Linked DNA regions of Homo sapiens: region 2 is linked to region 1. Evidence: read pairs that join two places in POLR2A ChIA-PET (ENCODE). Cell type or tissue: OCI-LY7. All regions are shown on one strand. Each heading gives the region's core, and the rest is flanking DNA. Links, peaks and the distances in the headings are about the cores only. Region 1 overlaps KPNA3 (karyopherin subunit alpha 3). Region 2 has its middle 24 kb from the start of KPNA3.

Evidence for each region. ChIA-PET counts read pairs that join two places held together with the same protein. Peaks named below come from ENCODE experiments on the same cell type or tissue, not always from the same donor. Only the 100,000 strongest peaks of a DNase experiment are listed, where the experiment ranks them.
Region 2: POLR2A ChIA-PET joins it to region 1 with 5 read pairs; 6 of 35 experiments call an interaction of 5 or more read pairs at or near these places.

The regions. Positions count from the first base shown.
Region 1 is chr13:49,758,509-49,761,428 of GRCh38, forward strand. The region is part of intron 1 of KPNA3 (karyopherin subunit alpha 3); the gene reads right to left. Among named protein-coding and RNA genes, the nearest start is that of KPNA3, 33 kb to the right of the region's middle. RefSeq lists a silencer at 1,100-1,169 and an enhancer at 2,258-2,920. In OCI-LY7, for the core only: no CTCF peak of the experiment used is centred there; a DNase peak (open chromatin) is centred at 1,183.
Region 2 is chr13:49,815,585-49,818,504 of GRCh38, forward strand. No RefSeq gene overlaps it. Among named protein-coding and RNA genes, the nearest start is that of KPNA3, 24 kb to the left of the region's middle. In OCI-LY7, for the core only: no CTCF peak of the experiment used is centred there; no DNase peak of the experiment used is centred there.

The sequences.
Region 1 (2,920 bases), core at 215-2,714:
GAGACTGTTATGTGTCTATGTGGAATAAAGCAAATGAGTAAAAATGTCATATTCTATTATTCCTGGTGTCAGAAAAAAACAGGAAGTTTGGCCTAGGAGAAAGACGGATATATGATAGAAGTTGTTTAGTAAAATCCCATAGTCCTGAATTTGAATTGGAATATCAATATATGCATTATATGTGTGTGTTTATGTGTGTATGTATGTATATAAATATGCATATAAATATGTATACATATAAATATACACACACACATATGTTTATATACATACACACACACACAAAATTTTGTTTTAATCCTATATCTATCCACCCCAAGATGTCTACTTGGAGATGTGTATCTCCAACGCCTAGAAACAGTGACCAAATCAGTGAGTGCATAGACAATACTCTCAAAAATACCACCAATAGCAAACAGAACTGGTTCATTCCAACTAATGGGCAGAAAAGGTACAAGGTAAGCCTGCAATATCTTAACATACCAAATATCAAAGATATTTACGAGACTAGAGTCTTGTAAAAACTACTCAAGAGCTAACATGAAGAGGCTCCAAATGTTCAAAGACAATACAATTATTATCAATTATCAATAAGACAATGAATTCAAACACACATAGATTTCAATCTGTAAATCCAGGAAATGGAAATAAAAACCCAAACAACTAAATTGTCATCACTGAAGGATGATAATGAACTACCTCATTATTTTGAAAACTGATAAAGGAAAAGAATCAAGCATTTATTTTACTGTTTCTAAACAAATTTTATCATGGGGTAATCTAACCAATTAATAAATGAGAGGAAGGTTTCTCTTAATAGATGTAGTCTAGCTCAGCTGTTCCCAAACTTTTTGGCACCAGGGACTAGTTTCACAGAAGACAATTTTTCCATGGACTAGGAAGTAGAAGGAGTGGTTTCAGGATGATTCAAGTGCATGACATTTATTGTGCACTTTATTTCCATTATTATTATATTGTAATATGAAATAATTACACAACTCACCATAATGTAGAATCAATGGGAGGCCTGAGCTTGTTTTCCTGCAACTAGAGGTCCCATCTGGGGATGATGGGAGATGGTGACAGATCATCAGGCATTAGATTCTCATAAGGAACATGCACCTAGATCACTCGCATGCACAGTTCACAGCAGGGTTTGTGCTCCTTTGAGAATCAAATGCAGCTGCTGATCTGACAGGAAGTGGAGCTCGGGTGGTAATACAAGCAATGAGGAGCAGCTGTAAATACAGATGAAGCTTCACTTGCTTGCCTGCTGCCTACCTCCTACTGTGCAGCCCAGTTCCTAATGGGCCACGGACTGGTAGTGGTCCAGGGTTGGGGATCCCTGGTCTAGCTTAAAGAAGGAGTGATAGATTATCACCATTTTACAAATCCTAGTAAATAACAGACTTAGACAATGTTCCTCAGTGGTGATGTCAACATAACAGAAAGAGACAGCCAGACACTACGTGCCTTTCTGATGGAAGAGAAAACCATCACATATGATGCAGTCATGTTCCCAATTCCCCCAAATCATCTGAATCTGATAAAGCCTCCAGCTTCAACTTTGAATTTACAGGAAATACAGAGGGCCAATACACATGTCAAGTGACATGATAAGATGTAAAATCCAGCCGGGCACGGTGGCTCATGCCTGTAAACCCAGCAATCCAAGAAGACTGCTTGAGCTCAGGAGTTCAAGACCAGCCTGGGCAACATGATGAAATCCCATCTCTACCAAAAATACAAAAAACAACTCAGCCAGGAATGGTGGTACATGCCTGTGATTCCAACTACCCAGGAGACTGAGGTGGGAGGACTGCTTGAGCCCAGGAGGCAGAGGTTGCAGTGAGCCAAGATCACACCACTGCACTCCAGCCTGGGTGACAGAGTGAGATCCCATCTCAAAAAAAAAAAAAAAAAAGCAAAATTCAGATTATGAGAACCTCCATGAACCCAGTTTCTCCAACAATAAAGTGCATAAAAAAGACAAAGATGGTGAGATTAAGAGACCATAAATTAAAAAGGAGACTTTGAGTTCACATCAATCAATCAATCGCAATGTGTGGACCTTGTAATAGTTGATTCCAGGTGTCAACCTGACTGGATTAAGGGATACCCAGATAGCTGGTGAAAGCATTAATTATCCTCAGTGGTTCAGACAGCACTGAGCTCGTCCCTCTTCTGCTGAAAGGAAAACCCGGGCGGTCAGGCATTTGATTAGAATGACTGGGCTGTCCCAGTGCCTGTGAGGGTATTTCCTGAAGAGACTGGCATTTGAGTTAGTAGACTGATAGGGGAAGTTTCACTCTCAATGTGGGTGGGCAGCATTCAATAAGCTGGGGCCCAGATGGAACAAAAAGAGGAGGCAAGAGTAATTCTTGCTGTCAGAACTCCAGATTCTATGGTCTTCGGATTCCAGGACTTGCACCAGCACTGCTGCCCTTTCCCCCCATGATCACGTTGGCAAGTGTGATAATGGTATCGTGTTTTTAAAAAGAATTCCTATATTTTAAATAACATACATATTCTTAATAACAAAAAAGTAGGACAAAAACAGTATATGTTACTTCTGAAAGACGTCATACTTTGGGAGGTCACCTGTTCTACAACAACTGGATCCTGGCTATTAACAGAAAAAAATATTTTTTAATGCAGTGCTGATGTCATATAAGTAGTAGAGAAGAGGGTCCCTCTCCCTCTCCCTCTCCCCACGGTCTCCCTCTCCCTCTCCCCACAGTCTCCCTCTCCCTCTCCCCACGGTCTCCCTCTAATGGCGAGCCGAAGCTGGACTGTACTGCTGCCATCTCGGCTCACTGCAACCTCCCTGCCTGATTCTCCCGCCTCAGCCTGCCGAGTGCCTGCGATTGCAGGCGCACACCGCCACGCCTGACTGGTTTTCGTATTTTTTTGGTGGAGA
Region 2 (2,920 bases), core at 272-2,771, 57 kb after region 1:
AAAAGATTCTAATATGACCTAAGCCATTATTACCCATTGACCTTAGCAGAGACTAAAGCCTGGGTCCTGAGGAAGTAGCTATGTTTAGGACTAAGAACTCCAAACTCAGAGACCGCAGGAGAAGACTAGGCTTCTGCTGGAGGCAGTCATGCTGCACAAGTCCAGGAGGCTCCATTCACCCAGATTCTGTAGTTCCCTGGAGTTGTACAGTGCACTGCCTGCACAACTGTACAAAGTAGCCCTGCTACTGGTAGTGGCAAAGCAGCACAAAAGAGGCAGGAAGAAATAAAAGAGAGAGAGGAAGGGTGACATGGGAGCCTGCTATGCCTCTCTCATGACCTCATCACCCAGTCAAGTGCTGGCCCTGCTCATTGCTGAGATACCTGAAAAGTCCACCCACACCTCAGCTAATCAGATTCTAGGACCAGCCTTGGTTTGGGGGCCTTTTTGTCTATGAAAAGAAGCATATCTCCCCTGAACTAGTTCTTGAGGGTCTACCTTAAATTATTGGTTACTAAAGGAAAAATAGTACAAAGGGTAACCTGTATGTTGGCCCTGCAGTTAGAAAATAGGGATTATTATTCCCATTTGTCACAGAAAACCTTTCTTTCTTCTTTCTTTCTTTTTTTCTTTCTTTCCTTCCTTCCTTCCTTCTTCCATTCCTTTCCTTTCCTTTCCTTTCCTTTCCTTTCCTTTCCTTTCCTTTCCTTTCCTTCTCTCTTTCTTTCTTTCTTTCTTTTTTTTGACAGAGTCTGGCCTTGTCGCCCAGGCTGAAGTGCAGTGGTGCGATCTTGGCTCACTGCAACCTCCACCTCCCGGGTTCAAGAGATTCTCTTGCCTCAGCCTCCCGAATAGCTGGGATTACAGGTGCCTGCCACCACACTCGGCTAATTTTTTTTTTTTTTTTGTATTTTTGGTAGAGACGGGGTTAAATCATGTTGCCCAGGCTAATCTCGAACTCCTGAGCTTAAGTGATCCGCCCACCTCAGCCTCCCAAAGTGCTGGGATTACAGGCGTGAGCCACCATGCCCAGCCACCCTCACACCCACTTTTAAAACACTTTATATTATAGAACACTTCAAAGATATACAAAATAGGTAAAATAATGTAATGGACCATCATTAGGCTTCAACAATTATCAACGTGTGGAAATTCCATTTCATCTATTTCTCTCTAACCCTTATTCTCTCCCCTATTTTCTACCACTTTTCTGGATTATTTTGAGATGCATCCCAGACTTCATATCATTTCATTCATACATATTTTAGTATGTAGCTCCAAAAAAAAAAGGATTCTGTTTTTTTAAAAAGCATAACCATGACGTCCTTATCACACCTAAGAAACTTCGTTAATATTGACAAATATTCAGAGTTCAAATGTCTCCAATTTTCTCATAATTTTTTTCTACAATTTGTTTAAATTAGTATTCAAACATGATTCACACCTGCAGTTGGCTAATATGTCTACTGGCTCTCTTTTCAGTAACAAGCTGCCCTGTCTTCTTTTCTTTTCTTTTCTTTTTTTTCTTCCAATTTATTTGTTGGAGAAACTGGGCCATTTGTCCTGTTGAGTTTCCCACATTCTGAATTTTGCTGATTGCATCCCTGTGGTGTCATTCCACCTGTTTCCCTAAGCCCTGTATTTCCTGAAAAGTGTCTGCTAGATCTACAGCCTTGAACAATTCCAGCTTGATATTTTGACAAGGTTATTTCATAGGTGGTGTTGCGAGCTTTTGCATCTCATCAGGGGCACATGTCTGCTTCCCTCCCATTTTTGTAATGTTAAGATTAATTAGAGGATTCGGGTATTGCCAGCTTAGTCCATCCATTAGAGAGTTCCCCATCAGCATTTCCCCTAATAGTTTTAACAGCCATTGATGACCAGTGCTTGGATACATTATTTCTATGATTGCAAAATTATGGTATTCTAATTCTATCATTCCTCCTTCATCTATTAGCTGAAATGCTTCTAAAAGAAGACCTTTCCCTCAACAACAATTTAGTTACCCTGAAATACAGTTCATATACAAAAGACAAATGCTCAATTCTTTCCCTTTTTAAATCAGTTTTCAGAGTAATGAGTTGGTTCCCTAGCAACCCGTAAAGGTGACCTATGAGAATTTTTTTTCTGGTATAATTATAAACTCATGGATTTTAACATATTTGATGTATTTCAATCCAGTGTGGATGCTTGAATTATTCCATCTTTGAACAGTGAGTTTCTTTCTATTGGTTCCTAACCTAAGCATTTAGGACACAACCAAGTCATCTCTGAAAGCTTCGTTACTTTCCAGCATGTCAAAATGTCTATTTCTTTTCTTTTCTTTCTTTTTGAGAGAGAGAGACAGAGAGTCTCCCTCTGTCATCCAGGCTGGAGTGCAGTGACACAATCTCAGCTCACTGCAACCTCCGCCTCCTGGGCAGAAGCAATCCTCCTGCCTTAGCCTCCCAAGTAGCTGGGACTATAGGCACTTACCACCATGCCCAGCTAATTTTTGCAGTTCTTTTTTTTTTTTTTTTGAGACGGAGTCTCCCTCTGTTGCCCAGGCTGGAGTGCAGTGGTGCAGTCTCGGCTCACTGCAAGCTTGGGCTCACTGCAAGCTCCGCCTCCCAGTTTCACACCATTCTCCTGCCTCAGCCTCCCGAGTAGCTGGGACTACAGGCGCCCACCACCATGACCGGCTAATTTTTTTGTATTTTTAGTAGAAACGGGGTTTCACGGTGTTAGCCAGGATGGTCTCAATCTCCTGACCTCGTGATCCGCCCGCCTCGGCCTCCCAGTGCAGTTCTTTTTTTGTAGAGACAGGGTTTCGCCACGTTTCCCAGGCCGGTCTCAAACTCTGGGGCTCAAGCAATCCGCCTACCTTAGCCTCCCAGTGTTTTGATTATGGGCGTGAGCCACCAGGCCCGGCCCAAAATGT